Regions from separate parts of the Homo sapiens genome. Here regions 1, 2, 3, 4, 6 and 7 are each linked to region 5. The links are chromatin contacts, found by Hi-C or POLR2A ChIA-PET in ENCODE. All regions are on one chromosome and are shown on one strand. Each heading gives the region's core, a stretch centred on a gene start or an enhancer-like site at or near the end of the contact. The rest is flanking DNA. Distances are from core to core; before and after follow the strand shown. Region 1 overlaps RPTOR (regulatory associated protein of MTOR complex 1). Region 2 overlaps RPTOR (regulatory associated protein of MTOR complex 1). Region 3 overlaps TBC1D16 (TBC1 domain family member 16). Region 4 overlaps RPTOR (regulatory associated protein of MTOR complex 1). Region 5 has its middle 22 kb from the start of NPTX1. Region 6 overlaps RPTOR (regulatory associated protein of MTOR complex 1). Region 7 overlaps RPTOR (regulatory associated protein of MTOR complex 1).

What was found. Hi-C counts contacts between places; a loop is a spot of excess contacts on that map. ChIA-PET counts read pairs that join two places held with the same protein, here RNA polymerase II (POLR2A). Pooled maps may share reads with other maps.
Region 1: a loop to region 5 is called in a map with no recorded cell type, with 11 times the contacts of the local background. The contact joins two enhancer-like sites. A Hi-C loop is called at or near these places in 3 of 168 maps with a recorded cell type or tissue (cardiac septum, dorsolateral prefrontal cortex and vagina), 4 of 37 single-sample maps with no recorded cell type and 7 of 50 pooled maps. POLR2A ChIA-PET finds 5 or more read pairs at or near these places in 10 of 52 experiments (CD4-positive, alpha-beta memory T cell, MCF 10A, Panc1 and 6 more).
Region 2: a pooled map shows a loop between it and region 5 (4-fold over the local background). The contact joins two enhancer-like sites. A Hi-C loop is called at or near these places in 5 of 50 pooled maps. POLR2A ChIA-PET finds 5 or more read pairs at or near these places in 10 of 52 experiments (CD4-positive, alpha-beta T cell, CD4-positive, alpha-beta memory T cell, CD8-positive, alpha-beta T cell and 7 more).
Region 3: a loop to region 5 is called in a pooled map, with 11 times the contacts of the local background. The contact joins two enhancer-like sites. A Hi-C loop is called at or near these places in 5 of 50 pooled maps. POLR2A ChIA-PET finds 5 or more read pairs at or near these places in 4 of 52 experiments (CD4-positive, alpha-beta memory T cell, H1, HEK293T and 1 more).
Region 4: a loop to region 5 is called in a map with no recorded cell type, with 6 times the contacts of the local background. The contact joins two enhancer-like sites. A Hi-C loop is called at or near these places in 2 of 37 single-sample maps with no recorded cell type and 3 of 50 pooled maps. POLR2A ChIA-PET finds 5 or more read pairs at or near these places in 4 of 52 experiments (MCF 10A, OCI-LY7, activated B cell and 1 more).
Region 6: a map of psoas muscle shows a loop between it and region 5 (7-fold over the local background). The contact joins two enhancer-like sites. A Hi-C loop is called at or near these places in 1 of 168 maps with a recorded cell type or tissue (psoas muscle), 5 of 37 single-sample maps with no recorded cell type and 14 of 50 pooled maps. POLR2A ChIA-PET finds 5 or more read pairs at or near these places in 13 of 52 experiments (CD4-positive, alpha-beta T cell, CD4-positive, alpha-beta memory T cell, Caco-2 and 10 more).
Region 7: a loop to region 5 is called in a map of prostate gland, with 1.9 times the contacts of the local background. The contact joins two enhancer-like sites. A Hi-C loop is called at or near these places in 2 of 168 maps with a recorded cell type or tissue (prostate gland and sigmoid colon) and 4 of 50 pooled maps. POLR2A ChIA-PET finds 5 or more read pairs at or near these places in 5 of 52 experiments (AG04450, BJ, PC-9 and 2 more).

What each region holds. Positions count from the first base shown.
Region 1 is chr17:80,875,577-80,879,152 of GRCh38, reverse strand. The region is part of intron 13 of RPTOR (regulatory associated protein of MTOR complex 1); the gene reads right to left. Among named protein-coding and RNA genes, the nearest start is that of CHMP6, 110 kb to the left of the region's middle. RefSeq lists enhancers at 1-561, 1,779-1,828. Within about 2 kb of position 1,677, at least 4 of the 41 ENCODE cell types and tissues checked have a DNase peak (open chromatin) inside an H3K27ac peak, as active enhancers do.
Region 2 is chr17:80,937,251-80,940,912 of GRCh38, reverse strand. RPTOR (regulatory associated protein of MTOR complex 1) reads right to left here. Exons shown (of 34, transcript NM_020761.3): 25 at 312-417. Among named protein-coding and RNA genes, the nearest start is that of CHMP6, 53 kb to the left of the region's middle. Within about 2 kb of position 2,177, at least 2 of the 41 ENCODE cell types and tissues checked have a DNase peak (open chromatin) inside an H3K27ac peak, as active enhancers do; they include CD8-positive, alpha-beta T cell, where a contact is called at or near this core.
Region 3 is chr17:79,995,831-79,999,329 of GRCh38, reverse strand. All of the region lies in intron 3 of TBC1D16 (TBC1 domain family member 16), which reads left to right. Among named protein-coding and RNA genes, the nearest start is that of TBC1D16, 38 kb to the left of the region's middle. Within about 2 kb of position 1,614, at least 11 of the 41 ENCODE cell types and tissues checked have a DNase peak (open chromatin) inside an H3K27ac peak, as active enhancers do.
Region 4 is chr17:80,909,004-80,912,395 of GRCh38, reverse strand. The region is part of intron 21 of RPTOR (regulatory associated protein of MTOR complex 1); the gene reads right to left. Among named protein-coding and RNA genes, the nearest start is that of CHMP6, 81 kb to the left of the region's middle. RefSeq lists enhancers at 647-696, 1,465-1,654, 1,775-2,004. Within about 2 kb of position 1,680, at least 2 of the 41 ENCODE cell types and tissues checked have a DNase peak (open chromatin) inside an H3K27ac peak, as active enhancers do.
Region 5 is chr17:80,453,045-80,456,420 of GRCh38, reverse strand. No RefSeq gene overlaps it. Among named protein-coding and RNA genes, the nearest start is that of NPTX1, 22 kb to the left of the region's middle. RefSeq lists silencers at 1,238-1,497, 1,758-1,967 and an enhancer at 1,175-2,004. Within about 2 kb of position 1,525, at least 39 of the 41 ENCODE cell types and tissues checked have a DNase peak (open chromatin) inside an H3K27ac peak, as active enhancers do; they include CD4-positive, alpha-beta T cell, CD8-positive, alpha-beta T cell, prostate gland and 1 more, where a contact is called at or near this core.
Region 6 is chr17:80,831,964-80,835,412 of GRCh38, reverse strand. The region is part of intron 9 of RPTOR (regulatory associated protein of MTOR complex 1); the gene reads right to left. Among named protein-coding and RNA genes, the nearest start is that of CHMP6, 160 kb to the left of the region's middle. RefSeq lists enhancers at 478-1,249, 2,019-2,328, 2,795-3,449 and a silencer at 1,974-2,190. Within about 2 kb of position 2,137, at least 41 of the 41 ENCODE cell types and tissues checked have a DNase peak (open chromatin) inside an H3K27ac peak, as active enhancers do; they include CD4-positive, alpha-beta T cell and psoas muscle, where a contact is called at or near this core.
Region 7 is chr17:80,957,229-80,960,963 of GRCh38, reverse strand. It overlaps RPTOR (regulatory associated protein of MTOR complex 1), which reads right to left. Exons shown (of 34, transcript NM_020761.3): 29 at 3,234-3,340; 30 at 759-886. Among named protein-coding and RNA genes, the nearest start is that of CHMP6, 33 kb to the left of the region's middle. RefSeq lists an enhancer at 1,060-1,577. Within about 2 kb of position 1,378, at least 17 of the 41 ENCODE cell types and tissues checked have a DNase peak (open chromatin) inside an H3K27ac peak, as active enhancers do; they include prostate gland, where a contact is called at or near this core.

The DNA of each region.
Region 1 (3,576 bases), core at 428-2,927, 420 kb before region 5:
GGTTACAGTGGGGCACACTGCAGCTGAGGCATCGATGATGAGACACAAGCAGGGCTGCTCCGGGGCGCGCACAGCCGAAACGCAGAACCTGACCCAAGCCAGGCTTCTAAGATGAGAAGTCACCGCTTATCGGGTGGTGCTGAAGACCACTTTCAGAGGGCAAGGCGGGGGACGGGGCCTGGGGAAGGAGGAGGGACGGGCCCCTAGAGGAAGGGGCTTCCGAGGGTCCTGTGGGCGTCCTGGAGGAAACAGGCCGGCTCTGAGGCTGGCAGTGTTACCGGAAGCCACACCAGGCTGCCTAACTTGGGGACACTTCTGCAAGTGCTGGCTCTGGAAGGGAATAAAATGATCCTGCCTTGGATATTCAGGGGTAACGATAATACTTCGGGAAGTATTTGCCCAAAACCCGAGGAAAAGGGGCAAGATTTGAAACAAAACTAAGTTTCAAGTCCAGGTTCTCCCTCTTACTAGTCAGGGACCCAGGTAAAGTTTTAAAAATCTGTGCTCAGCTGGGCGTGGTGGCTCATGCCTATAATCCCAGCACTTTGGGAGGCTGAGACAGGCGGGTCACAAGGTCAGGAGTTCGAGACCAGCCTGGCCAATATGGTGAAATCCTGTCTCTACTAAAAAATACAAAAATTAGCAGGGTGTGGTGGTGCGTGCCTGTAGTCCCAGCTACTCGGGAGGCTGAGGCAGGAGAATCGCTGGAACCTGGGAGGCGGAGGCTGTAGTGAGCTGAGATCGCACCACTGCATTCCAGCCTGGGCGACAGAGCAAGACTACGTCTCAAAAAAAAAAAATCTGTGCTCAGGTCGTGGAGTCAGAGATGAAACCACGCATGTGAAAGCAGTCTGAAACTGCAGTGCGATGTACAAATCATGGATGCTGTGTTTCTTGGAGAGGGACCCACAGAGCATGGGTTTCTAGGATCAATACCTAGAAACTGAGCAGTGACAGACACTGCATCGACAGAGTGAGGCGTGCGTTCTGCCAGCTCCCAGCATGCTCCTTTCCAGAGGACGAAGGCCATGCAAGGACAGAGGGCCGGAATTTTAAGAACTGGATGCCTGAGGATCAAGAAGAGAACGGCTCTCCAGTGCAGCCCTGCACAGCTGGCCCTTTCCCACTGAGGCAGGAGCAGTTTTGCAGAGGGAATCTGCTGGTTATGCAGCCCAGAAGCCCCTAACCCCGCCATTTCTCAGGGGTGCTCTTACAATGAGGTGTTTCTGCCTCACATCAATACACTGATGAGGCGGGTTATGGGCTGGGCTGCTGGAATGAGAGCTGAGCACGATGGGGAGCGGGTGGTCAGGGAGCCAGGCGCCGGCCTCAGATTGCAAGCTGCTCCCCCGAGCTGAGGAGGCCAATTAAGCAGGCAGTTTTCAAGCAACAACTGGCTTTAGCTGAAGGTTTTGACAAATAAACTGAGATGCATCGACCGCCGTCCACGTAAAGACTCAGCCCAGAGGGCCAGGGCAACAGAAAAAGCACTGGGTTCTGAGAATGAAGGCACCTTCCTTTGTTTTAACCACAGGTTCCACAAGTCAAATCGAAGCCCACACATTCACGGTGAAGCTCCTCAAACATGTCTCACGAGAGTGTAATGAAGCATCACTGACTCAAATCTCACTAATTCTGAATTTGAGGCATGCAAATCAGGGTGGGAGAACTTAGATGTGCCCTTGGTATCGGAGTCTGGCAACTATGTGGTGTATACTACCAGATGTCTGTTCTGATACGGTCATTATGCCAGGTGGGAACCACGGATGATGATGCCTTTTCATACCTTCATTTTCAGCGCTCGGCAGGGGTCATTTACATATCTGTTTAATACACACATTTTCACTAACTCAAACCGCCCCCACCCTCCCCGCAGGCAGGAACCTGGGAGCTCCCACTTCGCTGGCTAGGGGGACTGGGGTGGACTCTCTCGGCTGCTGCTCACTCGCCCAAATTACAAGCACACTTAGACCAAGGGCCTCGTTAAACAGAAGAGGAAACAAGACTTGAAACCACACACGCGCAGAACGGCAGCCAGCAGGCAACACACACTCCCTGCGTGGCACGGGCTCAGTGGGAAGACCCAGCAGGCGACACACACACATCCTGGGCGGCACGGGCTCGGTGGGAAGACCCAGCAGGCGACACACACACCCTGCATGGCACGGGCTCGGTGGAAGACCCGGCAGGCGACACACACACCCTGAGTGGCACGGGCTCGGTGGGAAGACCCGGCAGGCGACACACACACCCTGCATGGCACAGGCTCGGTGGAAAACCCAGCAGGCGACACACACACCCTGTGTGGCACGGGCTCGGTGGAAGACCCGGCAGGCGACACACACACCCTGTGTGGCACGGGCTCGGTGGAAGACCCGGCAGGCGACACACACACCCTGCGTGGCACGGGCTCGGTGGAAGACCCGGCAGGCGACACACACATCCTGGGTGGAGGGGCTTGGTGGAAGACCCGGCAGGCGACACACACACCCTGCGTGGCACGGGCTCGGTGTGAAGACCCAGCAGGCGACACACACATCCTGGGCGGAGGGGCTTGGTGGAAGACCCGGCAGGCGACACACACACCCTGCGTGGCACAGGCTCGGTGGGAAGACACGGCAGGCGACACACACACCCTGCGTGGCACGGGCTCGGTGGGAAGACACGGCAGGCGACACACACACCCTGCGTGGCACGGGCTCGGTGGGAAGACACGGCAGGCGACACACACACCCTGCGTGGCACGGGCTCGGTGGGAAGACACGGCAGGCGACACACACACCCTGCGTGGCACGGGCTCGGTGGAAGACCCGGCAGGCGACACACACACCCTGCGTGGCACGGGCTCGGTGTGAAGACCCGGCAGGCGACACACACACCCTGCGTGGCACGGGCTCGGTGGAAGACCCGGCAGGCGACACACACACCCTGCGTGGCACGGGTTCGGTGGGAAGACACGGCAGGCGACACACACACCCTGCGTGGCACGGGCTCGGTGGAAGACCCGGCAGGTGACACACACATCCTGGGCAGCACGGGCTCGGTGGAAGACCCGGCAGGTGACACACACACCCTGCGTGGCACGGGCTCGGTGTGAAGACCCAGCAGGTGACACACACATCCTGGGCGGCACGGGCTCGGTGGAAGACCTGGCAGGTGACACACACACCCTGCGTGGCATGGGCTCGGTGTGAAGACCCAGCAGGTGACACACACATCCTGGGCGGCACGGGCTCGGTGGAAGACCTGGCAGGTGACACACACACCCTGCGTGGCACGGGCTCGGTGTGAAGACCCAGCAGGTGACACACACATCCTGGGCGGCACGGGCTCGGTGGGAAGACCCGGCAGGCGACACACACACCCTGCGTGGCACAGGCTCGGTGTGAAGACCCGGCAGGCGACACACACACCCTGCGTGGCACGGGCTCGGTGGAAGACCCGGCAGGCGACACACACATCCTGGGCGGAGGGGCTTGGTGGAAGACCCGGCAGAGACTCGGGGCTCAGATGAACAGCACGGTGCCGGCAGCGTGAATCTGCCAAAGCCGCCCTCTCAACAGGCTCCATCTTGCT
Region 2 (3,662 bases), core at 928-3,427, 480 kb before region 5:
CTGAGGGCTGCCCTTGCAGAGGAAGAGGCAGGGTCCCGGGAGAGCCCTCTTCCCAGGCGGTGGCTGGGTTCCCACCCGGCCCCTCCCCTCCCCACTCTGGGCTGCAGAACCTTGAGGAGCAGCAGCTTCATCTCCACCAGCCTTGATGTGCTTATCTGCAAGGGAGGTGGGGTGCGGGGCGGGTCTGTCGTGGGACAGTGGATGGCTGGAGAAGGTTGTGCGTGGGCCGCGGGGGGCCTGCTCACAGGGGACCCTCGCCCCAGGCCCCACCCCCGGAATGAGCCCCTGGCTGGCTGTGCGGGTGCCCTTACCCTTCTGAATGACTTGCTGGGCCTGCCTCCTGACACGGCTGTTTCGCAGGAACCGCCACTCCCGCTCCTTGCGGATCTGACTCTCCAGGTCGTGCTCTTCTGGGATCTTCAACAACAGAAAACACCCAGTTAAGCCCAGCGATGAAACAGGGTTGTCTCTTGGTATCAATGGGGTATGGGTTCTAGGACCCCTCGGATAGCAAAACCTGCGCGGCTCAGTCCCCAATACGAAAGGGTGTGGCATCTGCGTACAAGCAGAACACATCCTCCGGCACACCTCAAACCCTCGCTAGCTTGCCCGCCATACCCGACACAGTGTCAACGCTGTGTAAATAGCTGCTATGCCGTATTTTTAAAATTTGGATTGTTTCTTGTTGTATTGTTATTTTAAATTTATTTTTGTTATTTACATTTGTTTTTTTATCCAAAATTGGTTGAATCTGCGGATGCAGCACCTGTGGACATGGAGGGTTGGCTGTAGTTATTTTCAGATGAAGGCACCTCTTTCTCAAAGGCTGAAGGCTTTGGGCTTCTCGTCTGGCCAGTGCACCAGAGGCACGGGCTGTTGTGGGTCCTGTGTCTGCTACAAAACACATCGCTGGTCCCTCCCCGGAGCTGGGAGAGGCGCTCTCCACGCCTGTGTTCACTAGTGTGGGGGCTCTGAGACCCTTGAGTGAGTGGCCTGTGAGGCTGACAGGTGTATGATGGGGACCAGGGCCTTGGGAAACGCCTCCCCAGGGAATGGGGGGCACTGAGGTCAGCACTGAGCAGCAGGGCAGGGGGGCACCGAATGCCGCTTCAAACACTGAAAACACAATCAGGAGGCAGGTGCGCTTGAGGAGACACTGCCTTTATTCTCTCTCTAATGCCAAAGGGAACCAGGCAGCTGGCTGGAAGATGAGGGAGCTTACGAGACAGAAGGAAGACAGCCTCATGAGAGGCCAGGCCGGGCCCCGAGAGAGTGTGGGACCTTCCTGGGCAGCAGAGGGGGTGCCACTGGGCTCCTGATGGTGGAAGAGCTAGGAGGGTGCTGAGCTGCAAGCCTGGCTGGGGTTAAACTAACTCGTGAGAACTTCAGTGCCTTCCCTAATGAGACAGCTTCAGAAAGACCAAGTTTATTTTCACTTGAAATATGCAGACGCTAGACATGCTGCTGCCCTCTCTTCCCTGAGCAAAGGTCTTCATTCACTTCAGGGCCTTTGCGTGCATGCGTGTGTGTGCGTGTGTGCGAGTGCGTGCATGTGTCTGTGTGTGTGCACGCACATGTGGGTTGGGGTGTGCACGTTCAGCGTCTAGGAGAGGTCCACACTTGGCAAATACTAACTAGGATTTAATTGACTTTCCGCGGGAGGATGGCCACTTGTCTGGGTTACGCAGATGCATTTCCTTAAGCATACATGCCGTCCAGTCAATCTGGCTAATTCTGTTCCTTGCTAAGAAACTAAGACTTGTGAAGACCCAAAATATAAAATAAATGAAATAAACAAGGTAAGAACCCTAATTCCTTTTGGCTAAAAGCAACTCTGTCTCGACAAAGGAAAAAGAGAGCCTGCATTAGTTATTAAAAAGTCGCTTTCTCTGATAGAAGAAATGGGAATAAAGACTATGGCGCATGGCCGTGTTTGCGTCCTTGCACGTAAATGTGGCGGAGAAAGAAAACGGTTTCTCCGTGTGGAGTTTTAGGCGGTCGTTGTAGGTGGTTATCATGTGCAAATGCTTACAGAGCATTCTTTGTGTCTCTTCCTCGAATGCTTTGTGTCAGCTCTGATTACAAAACAGAAACAGGCAAGCCCCAAACCTCATGTCTGACCCCGTGCTCATGGGTGGCTGTGGCTCAGTTCCTAGCATTTGATTGCTCTGCTTCCTTCTTTTTCTTCTTAAAAGTCACAAAACCACACTCGATAAAACAGCAACAACACAGCAAAAAAGACATCCAAACCCGGAAACAGTAACCACAAAAGGTGTCAAATGGCTCCCTCCGCACATTTTCTGATTTAGAAATAATCCCGCAACGGCAAATGGGATAGACTGTGGATTCTTAGCAACCAGTTTCACTTGACGACAATCCTGAGCTTATTAGAAAAGAAATGACAAATGGTAAATAACATAGAACAGTAATAAGAAAAAACCCGCGGTGGAAAGACTCAAAGCTGTGCAGGAACAGAGACATTGCACTTTAATGAGACTCGGGCTTCTCTGGGAATAAATTAGAGGAAGAGTCTAGAAGGAACTTTCGAGTGGGAAGGGAGAGGAACTGATGGGAATTCCAGCTCCTTGGCCCGGCACTCTATGGTCCTGGGCCTGAGCTCAGGCAAAGAATCCAGACGTGGGGGGTAGAAATGGGGCGGCTTCAGAGCCTCAGCTCCAAAGACAACAAAGACGACTGCAAGGTTGAGAGGGGGCCCATGCCAGAACAGGGAGGGGCACAGGACGCCCGGAGACAGGAGCTGAGGGGTTTCAGGGGGCCCCACACTTGTCCTGTTGCCACGGCACTGCAAGGGCCCTCTCCCGGCCCAGGGGCTTCTGCCTGTAGGGGTAGGGGCCGCCACTTCCCTAATCTGAGCTCTAGGAGAGAGCCCACAGCCTTCCTTTACAGCCCTTGCTGGGCTGGGAAGAGACTTTCTGAACGGGACGCGGTTCCGGAACCACCCCAAGTGTCTGTGTCAGGACAACCAGCTATGACCACGAGGGTCACAGGACAAGCATGGGCAGAAGTGGAGGTGCGGCGTGAGGCAGGAGGGAGAGCGGTGGATGGAGAGGCCAGGGGAAGGCAGAGATGCCGTGGAAGATGCGGGCACCCACCCTGGGAAACTAGGATGTGACCGCCGCTCAGCACGGAGGCAGCAAATGACACCGCAGCTCTTCATCATCGGCTCTGTCGCCTCCTCTCCACCTGTTTCTCTTCAGGCTGAATAAAGGCTTTTCAGTAAAAAAGGGCCCAGGCCCAGTGCAGGCTGAGCCTCCCTGTAAACAGAGCTCCTGGAGGCTGTGGGTGCCGCTGATCCTGTTACATGATGAGGATCTTGACACTCCTGTACCTCTTGGCTTCCACTCAGACAGAAACCAATTACGATTCTGAAGCCTCCCACAGAGGCTTCAGCTGAAAGCCAATGAAACACAACTCCTTTCCTGTTGCAAAGAAAAACCTGGGGCTCAGGAATAAAGGGAGATTAGAGGTTCCCCAGAAGACTTACGGGAAAGCAGCAGTTTGGGGCAGTTTTGGGATAAATTCTTATCCGGGGAATCTGGGAGCCTTAGAGCTGAGTCTTATCTTCAATCCCTCTGAATTTAGAAAGGTTCAAGGTGCAGGGGATAAAATTCAAAACAGGTACATGACTATCAAGATTGAGA
Region 3 (3,499 bases), core at 365-2,864, 460 kb after region 5:
CCTTGTAGCATGGAAGCCACCACACAATGTATGTTAATTGGCATGGCTGTGTTCCATTAATTTTTTTTTTTTTTGAGACAGTGTCTCACTCTCTCGCCCAGGCTGGAGTGCAGTGGTGTGATCTTGGCTCACTGCAACCTCCACCTCCTGAGTTAAAGCAATTCTCCTGCCTCAGCCTCCCGAGTAGCTGGGACTACAGGTGCCCACCACCACACACGGCTAATTTTTGTATTTTTACTAGAGATGGGGTTTCGCCGTGTTGGCCGGGCTGGTCTCAAATTCCTGACCTCAGGTAATCCCCCCGCCTCGGCCTCCCAGAGTGCTGGGGTTACAGGCGTGAGCCACCGCGCCCAGCCCCATTCACGTTTTATTAAGGATACTGAAAGTGGAATTTCATATAATTTTCATGTGTTGTGAAATATTCTCCTCTGGATTTTTTTCAACATTTAAAAATGTTCAAAACCATCCTTCACATGAAACCTGCACGCAGGTGTTTGTAACCACTTCATTCATACGGGCGCGGTGGAAGCAGTCAGGATACCCTGTGGTGGTGGGTGGATGTGCGAACGGTGGCGCTTCCCTGCAAGGGAATATTGTTTATGGATAAAAGGAAATGAGCTGTCAAGCCTTGAGCAGATGTGGAGGATGCTGAAATGTACATTGCTACGTGGAAGAAGCCAATCTGGGCCGGGTGCGGTGGCTCACACCTGTAATCCCAGCGCTTTGGGAGGCCGAGGTGGGTGATCACTTGAGCTCAGGAGACCAGCCTGGGCAACATGGTGAAACCTTGTCTCTACAAAAAAAAAAAAAAAAAATTATAATAATAATACAAAAATTAGCCGGGCATGGTGGCTCACACATGTAGTCCCAGCTACTTGGGGGGCTGAGGCAGGAGGATTGCTTGAGCCCAGAATGCGGAGGTTGCAGTGAGCTTAGATTGCACCACTGCCCTCCAACCTGGGTCACAGAGTGAGACCCTATCTCAAAAAAAACAAAAAACACCAGTCTGAAAAGGCTGCAAGCTGCATGATTCCAGCTCTAGGACATTCTGGAAAAGGCAAAATTGTGAAGACAGTAAACAGATCAACACCTGCTGGGGGCTCAAGAGGAGAAAAAGATAAATGGGCAGATACTGGATTCCAAAGGCAGCGACACTATTCTTTTTCCTTTTCTTTTCTTGTCTTTTTTTTTTTTTTTTTTTTTTGAGACAGAGTTTTGCTCTTTGTGCCCAAGCTGAAGTGCAATGGCACAATCTTAGCTCACTGCAACCTCCACCTCCTGGGTTCAAGCGATTTTCCTGCCTCAGCCTCTTGAGTAGCTGGGATTCCAGGCTCCCGCCACCACACCCAGCTAATTTTTGTATTTTCAGTAGAGACGGGGTTTCACCACGTTGGCCAGGCTGATCTTGAACTCCTGACCTCAGGTGATGCACCCTCCTTGGCCTCCCACAGTGCTGGGATTACAGGCGTGAGCCACCGCGCCCGGCTGCAGTGACACTATTCTGTGTGAGGCTGCAATGATGGACGCCTGCCACTGTGTCTCTGAAACCCCATAGACTGTACAACACCAAGAGTGAACCTAGTAGAAGCCCTGAACGTCAGTTATTACTGATAATGTATCAATATTGGCTCATCAGTTACAGCAAATGTACCACGCAAATGCAAGACATTAATGGTATGGGAAAGTGTGTACATTGAGGGGAAACTCGCTGTACTCTGCTCAGTTTTTCTGTGAACCTAAAATCGCTCTAAAAAAGAAAGTCTATTCATTTAAAAAAGTCTTCGTTCATGGGCTGTACAGAGGCAGAGGGCAGCCTCAATTTGGCCCTCGGGCCATGGTTTGTGGATCCCCCGGTTTAGGCTAACAGTGCCCAATAGAAATGTAACGTGAGCCACCTCTGTGATTTAAAATTTTCCATTAGCCACGTTTAAAAGTTTTTATTTCGAAGTAACTACAGGAAGTTGCAAAAAAAAAAAAAGTACCGGGAGGCCCTATACACCCTTCACCCACTTCCCCCCATGGTGACATCCTGCATAGAAGCATAGTACACTCTCCAAACCAGGAAATTGAGGTTGGTACAGTCCACAGGTCTCACGGGTATTACAGGCACCCATCTGTGCTTGTGTGTTTAGAATCCTGTGCCACTGGGATACATGTAGCTTCCGGCAACTACTACCACTAGCTAGACGCAGAACCACTCCCCCACCGCAGGGTTCCTCCACGCTGCCCTGGCACAGGGCAACCACTCCTCTGTAAGAATTTTACGTAACTGGAACCCTGCATGATGTCAGCTTTGAGATGGACTTTTTTTGGTTCAGCATCATCCTGTGAAGCTCTATCCAAGCTGTCCTGTGTGTCAAGAACTTGTTCCTTTCTACTGCTGAGTAGCAGCACCCCACGGTCCACGCGCTCACGGACTGATGGACATGAACCATGGCTTCCCATTCAGGGGCGACTGTGAATAAAGCTACTAGGAACATTCATGTGTGGGGTTTTGTTGGAACCTAAGTTTTCGTTTCTCTAGGATAAATTCCCACAAATGCACTTGCCGAGTCATATGTGGATTGATTGTGTGATTAGTTTTTTAAAATACGTTTTTTATCTAGTAAAAATAGAGACAGGGTTTTTGCCATGTTGCTCAGGCTGGTCTCGAACTCCTGGGCTCAAGCAATCCTCCCGCCTCGGCCTCCCAAAGTGCTGGGATTGCAAGCGTGAGCCACCGTTCCCGGCCTATGTGCTTAGTTTTTAAAGCAATTGCTAAACTGTTGCATAGAGTGGCTGGGCCGTTTTACACTCCCACCAGAAATTTACGAGTGCCTTGTTTCTCCACATCCTCATCAGTATTTGAGGTTGTCACTATTATTTTTTTTAAGCATCCTGATGGGTGTGTAGTGACATCTCATTGTGGTTTTAATCAGCATTTCCCTAATGGCTCGTGATGTCGAATATCGTTTTGTGTGTTTATTTGCCATCCAGGTATCTGATTCTTTGGCGGAAGATCTCTTTGTCTCTTAAGCATCTTCTTATATCTTAATAATATATATCGAAAGGCTTATGGGGACAACCTTTGGTTGGAGGATTTTGGAAAAAGTCATAATATGATTTATTGTGGCAACCAGAAGCGATAATATTGTTCTAGTGACAGGTAACAACCTGCTTTTTTATTCCTGTTAATACATGATTTCTTTTGTGACTGTAATAAAACAATGTATACAAACGATTCACTGCAATGAAGACAGATACCCAAAGAGACAAAGAGACATCGTCTAATCCATTTTTTGTTTGTTGACTACTGAGTTTTGAGAGTTGATTATACACTCTAGAAACTAGTCCTTTGCTAGATATGAGGATTGCAAATATTTCTCCCAGTCTGTAGTTCTTTTTTTCATCCTCTTAACAGGATCTTGCACAAAGCAAAAGACTTTAATGTTGATGAAGTCCAGGTTATGAGTTGTGCCTTTTATGAATCATACTTTTCATGTCAAGCTCAAGAACTCCT
Region 4 (3,392 bases), core at 431-2,930, 460 kb before region 5:
ATCATGATCAAAATACCCAAGAAGCTAAATTAATTGGGGGAAAACGATCAAACCTCCTAAATAGCGCTGGCCTCCAACTGTGCAGTCAGGACAGAGCAAGGGTGGTCCATGGCCACAGCCATCCTGTGCCTCCAAGAGAAAAGAAGAGGCCACCAGACACTCCTGTGTGTCAGAGAACTGCCAGCAGAGACGCGAACTGGCCATCAATTCTAAAAACTTAAACCATTTATTAATGTTCGTAAAAAGCTTTTACAACTATTTTAGTGAAAACGGCTATTTAAAACCCAACCTTGAAATCTTAAACTAAAAGTGGTAGAGGCTATTTAGAGTCTAAAAGGGCAGTGGTAAGTGGTAAGAACTGATTTTCCCTAATCCGTAGCAGGCAGATGTGACGGTTTCAGTCCCAATCCTCCAGAGCGTCAGCTCATCTGAGAGGCCTCGGGACCGGTTGCTCTGGTCTGGGGCCTCCGTGGGTGGTTTCCTCAGGGGTGTTTGTGCAGTCTTATGACTTTCTTTTCTTCCTTATTTCCTTCCTGTCTGCTTTACTGCCTCCCCTTCTTGGTCTCAGACCATAATGTGTAACAAACATATATTTTTAAACATTATTTTAAAAGACACGGTCTCACTCTGCCGCCCAGGATGAAGTGCAGTGGCACAATCATAGCTCACTGCAGCCTTGAGCTCCTGGGCTCAAGGGATCTTCCAGCCTCATCCTCCTGGGTAGCTGCGACCACAAGTGCTTGCCACCGTGCCCGGCTAACTTGCTACTATTTTGTAGAGACGGGGTTTCACTATGTTTCCCAGGCTGGTCTCAAAACACCTGGGCTCAAGTGATCGTCTCTCGCCTTGGCCTCCCAAAGTGCTGGGATTACAGGTGTGAGCCACCACACCCAGCCTGAGGTTTATTTTTGTATTTATCTTATTCCTAGTTTAAAAGCAAATAATTATATTATTTCTTAGTTTTCTTACCGCATAATGAAAACATTAACTTAATTGACTGGCTATTTTCAACAGGCCAGTAGCACATAAAAGAAACCTGAGGAGATGGCCTGCTGCCTGGGGATGAACGTCTCCAGGTGCCCGTGCAGCTGGCCACACCACACGGTGACGAAGGAGGTGGCAGAATCCGCTGCAGGGATGCGGTGACGAAGGAAGTGGCAGAGTCCGCTGCAGGAGGGGAGGCCGGTGCAGAATTAAACAATCTGGACCTTTCCAAGTTGGCCAATAGGCTACTTGTGACTATACCGGTGATACCATAAAGAACAGGCCAGGCGCAGTGGCTCACGCCTGTAATCCCAGCACTTTGGGAGGCCGAGGCAGGCGGATCACGAGGTCAAGAGACCGAGACCATCCTGGCCAACACGGTGAAACCCCTCGTCTCTCCTAAAAATACAAAAATTAGCCGGGTGTGGTGGCTCACGCCTGTAGTCCCAGCTACTTGGGAGGCTGAGGCAGCAGAACTGCTTGAACCTGGGAGGCGGAGGCTGCAGTGAGCTGAGATTGTGCCACTGCACTCCAGCCTGGCAACAGAGCAAGAGAAAAAAAAAAAAAAAGAACTGAAGAAGAACCAACTGCAGACGGTAAGGTGATTTCCATCTAAGATATAACTAGACCAACAGAAAATAACTTAGTTGAAGGAACCGAAAGCCACAGAAGTATAATATCAGCAAAAGGAGCTGAGGAGCTGCAGGAACCCTGGCTCGATGGCCGGCCAGGACCCAGAAGGCCACAGCAAATGAGAGGGGGAGACTCGATAGCTCATTTGGAAAAAGCGATGGACTAGGATGGGAAGCCGTGGCTCCTCGACCCTGCAGACCCTGGCACTGAGTGATACCCGAGGCAACGCCATAGCCGTGACGAGGTCAGATGAAGACGTAGAACACCACAGAGGCTGCAAGAGTGTGGCCTTTCCCTGCATTCTTCCTGCAACATTTCTGTAAGCTTTTGAAGTTTTATCAAAAAGTTACCAAAAAATTTTTAAGTGCTATAATGAGTGACTTCTAATTCCACATAAATCATCCAACTTCCATAAGCAACTAGAAAACCAGGACAAATACCGTAAACAATTGTTTTTGGACACTGGGTGCTGGGTGTCACGGGCTTGTGATCCCTGAGAGAACGGAAATAAACAGCTGCCCTGTGTCCGGCTTGCAGGTAGTTTCAGGCAGTCCCAGGCCACAGTGCAGAGACGGGGAGCCCAGCACTTTCAGGGAACAGGAGACAGAGACTGGGGCTCCAGGGAGGCTGAGGTGGTGACAATTTGCAGGACAGAGCACTGGAGAGGGGAAAGCTTCCAAGGTCTGCAGGAGAGGCCCCTGGGGTCTTTGACTAAGTATTCATCTGCTCAAGGGTAGAGTGACAACCCATGAGGCAGAGAAAAAACAGCGGGAAGGCGGTAGGCCAAATGCCCAGAGCTCACAAAAGGGACTGAGAAGAGTTTACAGTCCCCAAAGAGAAAGGACTAAAATCAATGACCTCTGCTTCTACCTTAAGAAACTAGGATGAGAAGAGCAAATTAAACTCAAAGTAAGCAGAAGAAAGCAAGCTTTATTGATGAAAGCTCAATCAATCAAATGGAAAATGGACAAACAACAGAGAAAAACCAATGAAACCAAAAACTGATTCTTTGAAAAGTTCCCTTGAGCTAGAATGGCCATGAATAAGAAACCATTAACTAGAAGGGTTTTGAATGAGTCAAAAATTACTGCTATCAGAAAGGGAAGAAAAGTCTGGGTGTGGTGGCTCATGCCTGTAATCCCAGCACTTCAGGAGGCCAAGGCAGGAGGATCACTTGAACTGAGGAGTTAGAGACCAGCTTGGGCGACACACTGAGACTCTGTCTCTACAAAAAATTTAAAAATTAGCCGGGTGTGGTGGTGTGCACCTGTAGTCCCAGCTACTTCCAAGGCTGAGGTGGGAGGATTGCTTGAGCCCAGGAGTTGGAGGCTACAGTGAGCCGTGATCAGGTCACTGCATTCTAGTCTGGACAGAGTGAGACTGTCTTACAAAAACAAAAAACAGGTGCAGTGGCTCACGCTTGTAATCCCAGCACTTTGGGAGGCTGAGGCAGGAGGATCCCTTGAGCCCAGGAGTTCAAGACCAGCCTGGGCAACACAGGGAGACCCCATCTCTTATAAATAATTAAGTAAAGAAAGAAAAAAAAAATGGAAGAAGGGCCAGCACTGTAGCTCACCCAGACACCAGAGGATCCTGAAAGATAATGTCAGTCCTCCCCTAATTGCCTTGACAGGCATCAGTAAATCCAGCACCCTCTGCCCACGTGGGAGCTGCACAGACACAGTTTGGGGTGTACTGTGTACATCTCCAGATTTAAGATATTTGCTGAAGCTCGTTTTGTTACTTTCTAAACTGTGGTGTGGACCCGGGCACAC
Region 5 (3,376 bases), core at 276-2,775:
GGGACACGTGTGTAGGTGTCTGTCCTCCTTTGATTACTAGTGCTGGGTGGGGGGGGGGGTCCCCAGAGGTCCCCAGGGAGTGCAGAGGCAAAGGCTTAGCATCTGCCCTTGCTGCCTCTCTCCTGGACCAGACTGCTTCCCCTCCTTCTCCCAGGACCTGGCCGTACCTGGAGGGTGGAGCCCTCCGTTGAGCCTGCTTGCTTGAACTTCCCTTCCTCCCCTGCACTAGCAGGCCCCTCAGGCCTCATGGGGACACTCTTCCCCAACCCCCTACCTCACCCCCTCACCCCTCACCTAGAAGGAGGTCAGAAGAATTTGGTGCCATGGAAAGGAACATGGGGCATGGAGCACTTGAGGACACTCCCGGGACCCCCTCTGCAGGGGAAGGTGGAGCTCTGGGGCCAGAGGCTATGAGAGCACCAGCCAGCTCAGTGCACATTTGTCTGAGTCCGGAGTCCCAGTGCTGCTGTGAATGCGCTGAAGGGGTGAGGCAGGGATGGGGTGTTAGGGAGGAAAGAGAACTCTTTGTGAGTCACATTTCAGACGCCTCCATTCCCATTCATACATTAGGGTCTGTGGGGGACTGGGGCACATCAATATATTGTTAGAGAAAAAATGTATATGCAATATAAATGCATTAAGAAAAAAAAACACCCGAAGAAACGATTCTGACATGTTAATAGTGGTTCTATGTGGCAGTGGGATCGAGGATTTTTATACCGTACTTTCATATGTTTTCCAAATTTTCTACACCAAGCACGTGTTAGTTACGTAATTTAAAACTTATTTATTTTTAAACCAAATTCTCCAGCCAACTGTGCTTTTCCCCAGTTGCAGTAACTTTCCTTTCAGTCAGGTTTCTGGGTGAATCCAAAGAACAAGGCGGCCTCTCAAGCCCACATCATGTCACGTTCATATTTTCATTCTTCCTTCGTTGGGCCGGCTCTGCGGAGGCCGAGCGCTGGGGCTGGGGCGAGAACGGTGTCCCTGTCGTCAGGGAGTTTCCAGCTAGTGGCCTTCTCCCGCTTCTCAACCCATCCCCTCCCCTGTCCGCCGAGGTCGGGCTCTGACGGGAGCGGGCCGCCCTCCGTCTGATAGGTGCGGTCTGGGGAACTTGAGCTGCCCAGTCTCCCTCCTTCTTTCCCCTGCTGCAGACCCCAACTCTGAGCTTGGGGGACAGGGAGGCCGAAAGGGCCCTGTTAAACGCTGGGTGCTGGGAAGCCGCCCCCTCCAGGGAGCCCTCAGGACCTCAGGCCAGGGCTGGAAGCGAGAGGAGGCCGGAGCCCAGGGAAAACGGGCGACCGGGGGCGGCGCGCGTGTCAGTAAGGAGCCAGGCGGCGGGGACGGAAGCTCCGGGAGGGCGGCGGGCCGGGGCGGGTGTCAGAAGGCTCCGATTGGGCCTTCTGCGGCCCTGCTTCCCCCGCCCCCGAACCCCCCAAAAGCTGCGGGCAGCGGCAGGGCGCCTGCGACACAGGGGCGCGCCGCGCGGGACCTGAGGAAAAGCTACGGCCAAGCCCCGAGCACAGGCGCGCCGCCGCGCTGGCTCCGGGAACGCGGACGCACGGCGGGGCTGCCACAGCAACGCAGACAGGAGCGCGGCGACTGGCGGAACCGCGGAGAGGCGGGACTCAGGAGGCGTCTCGCGAGAGTTAGGCTTCGCGGGCTTCCGGCCGGTGCCGGCCGCGGGGGCCGACGGGGTTAGGCTTCCGGCGTGGGTTGTGTGGCCTCTCCCAGCTCCACGCGTTTCTGGGCGCCGGGCACTAGGCGAGCCGGCCGGGCTGGCGCGAGGCCGCAGGCGGGAAGAGTCCCCGGGGTCGGCCCCGAAGCGGCTCTGGAGGCAGTAGCCGGGGACGCCGAGGTCAGGGAGGAGGCGGATCCGAGCGCGGTCCCGCAGGGCCCTGTCCGTTCTTCCGCCTCGGCCGGTCCCGTCAGGCCGCCTTTAAATGCCCGGCGCCTCGCACCTGCTAACAAAACGAGCTCCTGCTGTTCCCCAGCTCCGTAAATGGTGCCCCTGGCCCTCCCCAGTTCTCAGGCAGAGCCTTGGCGGCCTCCCTGACCCCTAACACCCCGCATCCAGCCCGGCAGTACATCCTGTTGGCTGTGCCTTCGAAATTTCCCCAGACCTGACCTCTTCTCCCACCTCTGCCACCACCCTGCTCCGAGCCGTCTTTTCCCGCCGAGATGACTGTAGTAGCGTCTCAGCTGGGTCTCCCCGCTTCCACCTTCCCCTCCTGAGTCTCCTCAACACAGGAGCCAGAGCGATCTCGGAAAGTACAGGAGGTCATGCCCCAGTGTGGTTCCCCTTTCCTGGGTTTAAGTCAAGGTCCTCACCGTGCCTGCCGGCCTCCCGGGTCTCTGCGCGGTGGACTCTGGACCTCCCTGCCCCGTCCTGCCTCAGGGCCTTTGCACCTGCTGTTACCGCGGCCTGGAACGCTCCTCCCCTGAAACCCTGTGACTCCCACTTAGTGAGGCGACCACCTGTTGAAAACCGTGCCCCCTTCCTATACAGATGCTCCTGTCATATGGGGTTAGATTCCCCATCAACCCATCATAGGTTAAAGCATTGTAAGGCAATTTACGGTAGGTTTATCCGGATGTAACCCCATCTGTAAGCGGAGGAGTATACTGAATGTGTATGGCGTTTGTACCATGGCAAAGCCAAAATGTAAGTCAAACTCGAAGTCCAGGACGGTCTGTGGCCTGTACTCCCTTGCTTTCCCTCCCCGGCTCTTAGCGCCATCCAGCATCGTTGATAATGTAATTTGATGTGTATTGTCTGAAAGCACCAAGACGGCAGAGTTTCTCTCTTATCCAGATCACAGTGTGTGCTCAGTAAACACTAGACTGAGGGGGTGTATGAGAGGTCTTTTTTTCCTCTCTCCTTCCTCAGGAATGGGTGAAGATGAAGTCCTGTAAGGCAGGAGCTGGATCAAAGAAATATCCCGGGTCTTGTCTGTGTGCAGACTGTTGTTTGAGGACTCTGCTCCAGTTCTAGCAGCGATCGGTGGCTCCCTTGGGTGACTCTCCAGAAGGAAGGGTGCCAGCATGGACTGGTGTCTGCTTGCCAGATGCCCTGAACAGCTCATTCCTCAGGAGGCCAGGGGCGCCTCAGGAAGTGCTGTCAAATGCAATCACTCTCAGAACCCTCTGGGCTGAAAGATGTCATTGATTTATGCTGGCAGCCCCGCGCAGCACTCTGCTAGGTGTTGAATTGTCTGGAGAACACCTGGTATCACCCTCAAGGCCCCTTAGTCTGGTAGGAAGGAATGATGAGGAAGAGGCTGTGTGGAAGTCACAGAGAAGGAGGAGGGTGGGATCAGTTTCCAGGGTGGGGTCTCTGGAAGTCCTCTCAGGGGTTCTCAGGGGGGCATTTCTG
Region 6 (3,449 bases), core at 888-3,387, 380 kb before region 5:
TCTCTTCTCCTGGGTAATTTTCTAAGAGACTCGAGGACTCTGTGTTATTTTTTAGGTTAATGACACTCCGTGCTGCCGTGTCAAAGGGCATATTTTCTCAATGTCTTAGTAAAGGACCAAAATGAGAATGAAAAATGTTAAAATCCAGAAAAAAAAGTAAAAGTTTAAGATGAACAAAGGGACTAAAGAGCAATTTTTCACTTTCAAATATATGAAATATATTTCAATTTTCCCAAGACTGGCCCTCTTTGCACAAACATGCCCTTCCCCTGCCAACAGAGTTAAGAAGCAATCAGGAGATAATCAAAAGGCCTCAAAGTACGTGCAATAAATAGCTCCCATATGCCCAGTAAATCCCCAGCTGCAGGCAAATGGTATTCAGCAGCATTGAGGGAGATTTTACTCTTTGTTAAGACAGAAGCAAAGTCAATTATTGCAATTAAACTCTATAAAGATTCCTCGAATTTAATCAAATAAAAAGTTTCTGCTTCAGGAGTTAGAAGAAAGTGTGTGCAAGTTAGGGGAGGTGGAGGCGAGAGGAGGGCAGAGAGGGTGTCCGGGCCGTGGGCCGAGCAGACCAGCGTGGCACCTGGTGTGGCCTCGGTCAGTGCTGGGCAAGGCGCCTTTGGAACCATGCCTCCCGGAAAGCCTATTCGCACGTTCTCCAAGGCCCTCGCTTGGTGTTGAAGGCCTGAACTGCACTGGAGACATCGCTCAGCACACCGGACAGGATGCCGCCCAGCAAAGCTGTGTCAGAGCCACGGGTGACAATCTCTCTCGGACACGTGACCCATGTTGCTGCAGTGGGACATGTGCTCCTAAAAGGCTGGGGGCCCACTTGGATCCAGCCCCGGGGTGGGAGGCGGGGACTGACCCAGCTCCACATTTCAGACCAGAAAAGCAGCCCCAGATGGTTCTGGTTTCACTGATGCACAGAGGCTCAGGAGGCTGCGGGGATGACACAAAGCCCAGGAGGAAGGGCTGTGGCTCGGCGCCCAGACGATGCACGGAGGCTGCTCGGGGCCGTCCGGCTACCCAGGGCTGTGGACTCGAGGCAGAGCTGTCTACATGAGAGGAGGAAAATAACTTTGTTCAAGTACTAATGAGAAGAAAGGATGTAAAAGAACGCCTACAAACCGCTGAAAGACAAGCGCTGGAACCCGATTATCAGCACACAGTGAAGCGGCCCTGAACCTCAAGCCACAGCTCGGCCTGGGCCCGAAGGACAGCCCCACTCAGAGCAAGGCAGGGAAGACGGAGGTACTGGGAGGAGCTTGCACCCTGGCACCGCCTGCTGAGCAAGCCAGAGGCCCTCTCGGGGCCGTGGGTGGTTTATTTATTTATTTATTTAACCAAATTACAGGGCCAGATTACCCATTAAATTCTAAAATCGCATGGCAACCTTTTGTTTTGTTTTGTTTTTTGAGACGGAGTCTCACTCTGTCACCTATGCTGGAGCGCAGTGGTGCGATCTTGGCTCACTGCAACCTCCGCCTCCCGGGTTCAAGTGATTCTCCTGCCTCGGTCTCCTGAGTAGCTGGGATTACAGGAATGTGCCACACGCCTGGCTAATTTTTGTATTTTTAGTAGAGACGGGGTTTCACCATGTTGGTCAGGCGGGTCTCGAACTCCTGACCTCAGGTGATCTGCCTGCCGTGGCCTCCCAAAGTGCTGGGATTACAGGCGTGAGCCATTGCACCCGGCCTGCACGGCAACCTTTTAAACAGCAGAACAACGGTATTCTCTAATGAACATTTATCTGTTGATTAAAACTGGCTGCATTTTCTACGGTAAAATCAACACACACTTGCAGCTCTAATTTGGGATTCCCAGCTAAAGACAAGTGGGAAAGTGGGTCCTACGTACACACGAGAGGCCATGGTGGTGGGCTTCGGCGGCAGCAGCCAGCCCTGTGAGGTTTGGCAGCACACGACAGCAGAAGGTGGGAGGGGACCGGGAAGGTGTCTGGATTAGCACTTCCCACAGCCTGCGATCAAGCTGCCTGGAGAAGCAGGGCTGGAGTGCTGGAGTGCAGATCTGAGGGGAGGAGGCTGTGATTAGCTGTGACCAGCTCATCTGCATCGTGGGCTCCTCCCCCCCAGCAGCTGGGGGCAGAGGGACTTTCTAAGCTGTTGGCTGTTCTGATGAGTCACTCGCCTGGAAAACATGTCATCCAGGCAAGAGCTGGGTTTTCAGGAAACAGCCCTGAGATGGCGGGTGCCCAGGAGGTGGGCTGGAGGAAAACCGTCCAAGTCCAAGTCCGCACAGCCTCCATCTGCGCTGATCAGTCAGAGCGCGCCCGCCCCGGGAACGGAAAGCACGGGTTATTACCGCAGAGAAACGCAGGGTTTCAGGACCCCTGAAATTGAAAGTGAAGGAGAATGACTCCCCGGTGACTTTGCATCAAACATTAAACAGAAAGCCGGCTCTGAGTATTCATTACTGCCGCGGCCTGAAGCAAAGTGTAAATGCAGATGACTTCATGTTTTAACCTCAATGTTTGTTAGGCTTTGTTCCCTCTTTCCTCTTGCTAAAAATTCAACCTCTCCATCACCACCCAAGGAGTATAATAGCTAGATTGTACATTATTTATTCCAAATGCTCTTTTCTGCTATCTTTCCTGTGTGCTCCCTGGGGATGTACACACTTTGGTCTATTGATGAGGGGAGGAGAGAGCTCTGGGCATTGTTTTCGTGGCAGACAGCCCTGCAGAGCCCCCGGTGATGCTCCCATGGTGAGGAGCCCACCTCCACAGCAGCTCAGTCCTCAGTTGCAGTTGGCAAAATCTAGTAACAGAGGAGAGCACGATTCTGTTTCTGAGCCGAATGTTCTCCGTCTGAGCGTCTGAAACCACTCCTCACTCCTTTGTGCCTCCCTCCCTGCCCTTGTTAAGGAACAGCATTGGAGCTGGGACATGCCACTCAAGGTGGAGGCCACATTCCCTCCCTCCCTGGATGAGGCTGGACCAGACACTGCCACAGGACAGGGGGGCGATGGGCATGTGAGCTCCAAGTCTGTCCCCCAGGCCTGAGCTGCCTCGTCCACTCCTCGCGGCCTTCCCACCTGCGGGAATGTTGCTCCAGTGGCCAGCACGAGCTTCCACGGGGGATGGAAGCCTCCAAGACAGGAGCCGCCTGCACCCTGACACCTGGGGCCACGGCAGCCTATGCTGCCTATGCTCACACATGCCCATTTGTAAAGCCCCTGGATCACGGGTTCCCAATGAATGGGTGTTTCAACTAGTACACCTAACTACCTCCAGGGAGAAAGGCAAACCATTCAATGGAGTTTTTCCACACTAACCCAGCCGGTGTCTCAAGAGCGGTGTTGGCTGCATGCCCTCCGTATCCACCTGGCTCAAGCCCTTATAGCCAGGCACCAACATCTTCCTCATCTCTGGCTCAGCATAAAGGCCCTCCACAATCAAGACCAGTACCAAGTCTGTGTGG
Region 7 (3,735 bases), core at 129-2,628, 500 kb before region 5:
GGAGGCACAAGGACCTTCTGGGAATCCTCGCTCTGTGCTGGGTGAAATTTACTTCTGCTGCATGAGCCGTGTGGGCCAAGACGGACTGTCCCCTGCTAGGCCCGGACAGCACCTGCCCACGGGGGTGCTCAGCAGAGGCAGTGCCCGGGGCTGCTGTGCCCACGCGTGTGCCCTGTCCCCTGCCAGACATGGACAGCACCTGCCCACAGGGGTGCTCAGTGGAGGCAGTGCCCAGGGCTGCTGTGCCCATGCGTGTACCCTGTCCTCTGCCAGACGCGGACAGCACCTGCCCACAGGGGTGCTCAGTGGAGGCAGTGCCCAGGGCTGCTGTGCCCACGTGTGTGCCCTCAGACATCCCTCCCCAGACACTTGCTGCATGACCCAGGAGGTGGCAGGCAGTGGCAGTATTCTGTTCAGGTGAGCTCAGAGGTGGCAGGTGCCTGGCTGCGGCCCTGCCTCACCCCGACAGCCTCTGCCTCCAGTCCACTGGCTCATCCCACATGGCCTGTCCCCTGTGCTCCTCCATAGGCTGTGGGGTGGACCTCTGTGGGGCAGACCTTTGTGGGATGGGCCTCAGTGGGACGGGCCTGGCGGCTTTGGGGAGCCCAGGACTGGCCTAAATACGCCACTGCAGGCTCCTGGGGAAGCTTTGCATCTCACTGAGAAACCTGGACCCAACCAAATGGCAGTGACACGGCCCTACCACCTGGAAGGTACCCTGCCAGCACTCGGGGAGGGAGAGGACAGGGTCAAGGTACCATTCGCTGAGTGCCATCCTTCTGTCGTAGACGCGGATGGAGCCGTCACCGAGGCCAGCCACGATGAGTGAGCGGTGGGAATCACAGGACAGACTCGTCACACAGCTGTCTGCGCCCGTAGGGATGTCCTAGAGCCAAACACAGGCAGCCCGGTGAAGACCGGGGCACCGAGCCACCCTCCCTGCTGTCCTGCAGCGCCAGGACCCCTCTTGCTGCCTGCCTGGCTGTGGGGATCACCCTCCCTGGCTGCAGGGGCCTTTCTCTCTATCCAGGGAAGCATCAAAGGCCTGGGGAGCCCAGGAGTCCCAGGGAGAGGCAGGGGCTGGCAGGACAATGAGTCACGCCCTTATCCCTTGGCCCTGGAGGGACAGCCCTGAGGCCCTGAGGCGCCTGGGACCCAGCCAGTGAGGCAGAGGCCAGCCCCACCCCGAGCGGAGGCCTGCAAACGCCTCTGGGAAGGACTGGCTGTCAGTGCCAATTAAACTTCCAACCTCTCTCTGTTTCCTAAAAAGGAAAGCAAAGCACATTTTGGCAAGGACTCCTCACTGGCTGCGTCTCAGAACTTCTAATGAGCTATGGGACGAGTCCAGGAGGGGTCATCTGGCTCCCTCGGGGGCTCTAAGTGCTGGAGAAGCGGGGGCGGGGGCGATGGCACCTGCCAGGGACGCAGGAGGAAAAGGGCCACGAGAGGGAGAGCGCTTTCCACGCACGATGGGCGGTGCTGGGTTGTGCACTCCAGGAGGAAACACAGGCGTGGGGATGATGGGGCCAGACCCCTGCGAGGGGCAGAGCCGGCTCTGGGAGCACCTGCTGCGCTCTGTGCCTCCACCCACCTCTGCAGGAACAGCACCTGCCCCGCAGGCCACCTGGGCCTCTAAGCCCCCACTGGTGACCAGACCCTGAGGATCAGGGTGTCCACGCTGTGCCCTGAGGGCTACGTCTCGTGTGGAGCCACAGCTCCAGACAGGTGCAAGACCCCCCCACCCCAAAGAAGGTGCCATGAAAGCTGCTGGTGCCTCGAGGGATCCACGGTCACGTCAGAGGGGAGGCTGCCCACACGGGAAGGCCTGGGCCAGGTTCTCGGGCTGCTGCTGCCCAGAGCAACCACAGCAGCTTCGAGCAGCTGAGGGTGCCCAGGCCTCCCCTCTGCTGGGCCTGCTCCACACCGCCCTCTACGGCAGCAGGGCTGAGCCATCCCTCCTGACACCAGATGGCCTGCCCGGGAGAGAGGCTGGGTATGGCCTCTGTGCCACACCTCTCCCTGGGGACCCAGAGGAAGGGAATACTGGCTCTAAAGCCACCTCAGGCGCTGCCCCTCACAGTATCTGTGGTCTCGCCTCTGCTCCAAATGAAGTCAATGCAGTTAGATTTCTGCTGAGCGCGGCCTGCTTAGGTCTCTACCACTTTTCCAGGCTGTCTTGGGCAAAACCAATGTACTCCGCTTTTTGTCAAAACTGAAAATAGCAGATGCTTTAAGAAGCAAAGAGGCTTCTGGCCGGGCGCAGTGGCTCACGCCTGTAATCCCAGCACTTTGGGAGGCTGAGGTGGGCGGATCACGAGGTCAGGAGATAGAGACCATTCTGGCTAACACGTGAAACGCCGTCTCCACTAAAAATACAAAAAAAAAATTAGCTGGGCGTGGTGGTGGGCGCTTGTAGTCCCAGCTACTCGGGAGGCTGAGGCAGAAGAATGGCATGAACCCAGGAGGCGGAGCTTGCAGTGAGCCGAGATCGCGCCACTGCACTCCAGCCTGGGCGACAAGGCAAGACTCTGTCTCAAAAAAAAAAAAAAAAAAAAAAAGAAACAAAAATCTTCTGTCTTCTGTAGCGGCTCACACCTATAATCCCAGTGCTTTGGGAGGCCAAGGCAGGAAGATTGCCGGAGCCAGGAATTCGAGACCAGCTTGGGCAAATACTGAGACCCCTGTTTCTACAAAAAGTTAAAAAAATTAGCCAGGCGTGTGGGTGCATGCCTGTAGTCCCAGCTACTTGGTGGTGGGGGGGGGGGGTGAGGTGGGAGGATCACTTGGACCAGGAGGTTGAGGCTGCAGTGAGCTGTGATTGCACGACTGCACTCCAGCCTGGGTGACGCAGGGTGACAGAGTGAGACCCCATCTCAAAAGAAAAAAAAAAACGCCTCCAAATAATTAATCATTCTAATTTACAATTGGTCACCCTACTGATTTCTGACATTCCTTAATTTGCAGAGAGAAGACACTACTTGCAAACACTCAGAGCTGGCGCAGCCTGAGCCATACTGCAGCGCAGGGCTGGGTGTTGCAGTTCACCTTCATCCAGAGGCCTCAGGGAGCCCACGTCTCCTCCCAGCATTGTCCCGGCACTGTCCTCCCAGGCCCTGACTCCACCCCTGGGATGGCCAGGCCTCACCGCACACTTTGCTGGGTTCTGTGACGAGGACCAGCCCTGCACACACTGCCCCACAGGCCCAGGGCTTGGGGGACACCTGCATGGTTACCTGCACCTTCATCTCACGGTCTGTGTCCCAGATCCGGACGATCCGCACGTCTCCTGAGCTCATGAGGAGGCCGGTCTCCTGCTCCCAGTCCACCACCATCCCAGCTCCTGGAGAGATACAGTGGGACATGGCATCACCCCATGGGCCCTTGCCTTGGGCAGGCTTTGGGGCCTGCTCTGGGCAGCAATTTGGCCAGCAGCTACAAGGTACCCCTGCCACCATCGAGCCCATCTGGTGGGTCCATATGCCTCATATGAGCTCCCGCTAGGGACCCTGGTGTGCCCCACGTCCAGGCTGGGGTGACAATTCTGAGCTGGAACTCCCAAGTCCGGGCCGGGATGACAATTCTGAGCTGGAACTCCCAAGTCCAGGCTGGGGTGACAGTTCTAAGCTGGAACTCCCAAGTCCAGGCCGGGGTGACAATTCTAAGCTGGAACTCCCAAGTCCAGGCCGGGGTGACAGTTCTAAGCTGGAACTCCCAAGTCCAGGCCGGGGTGACAAT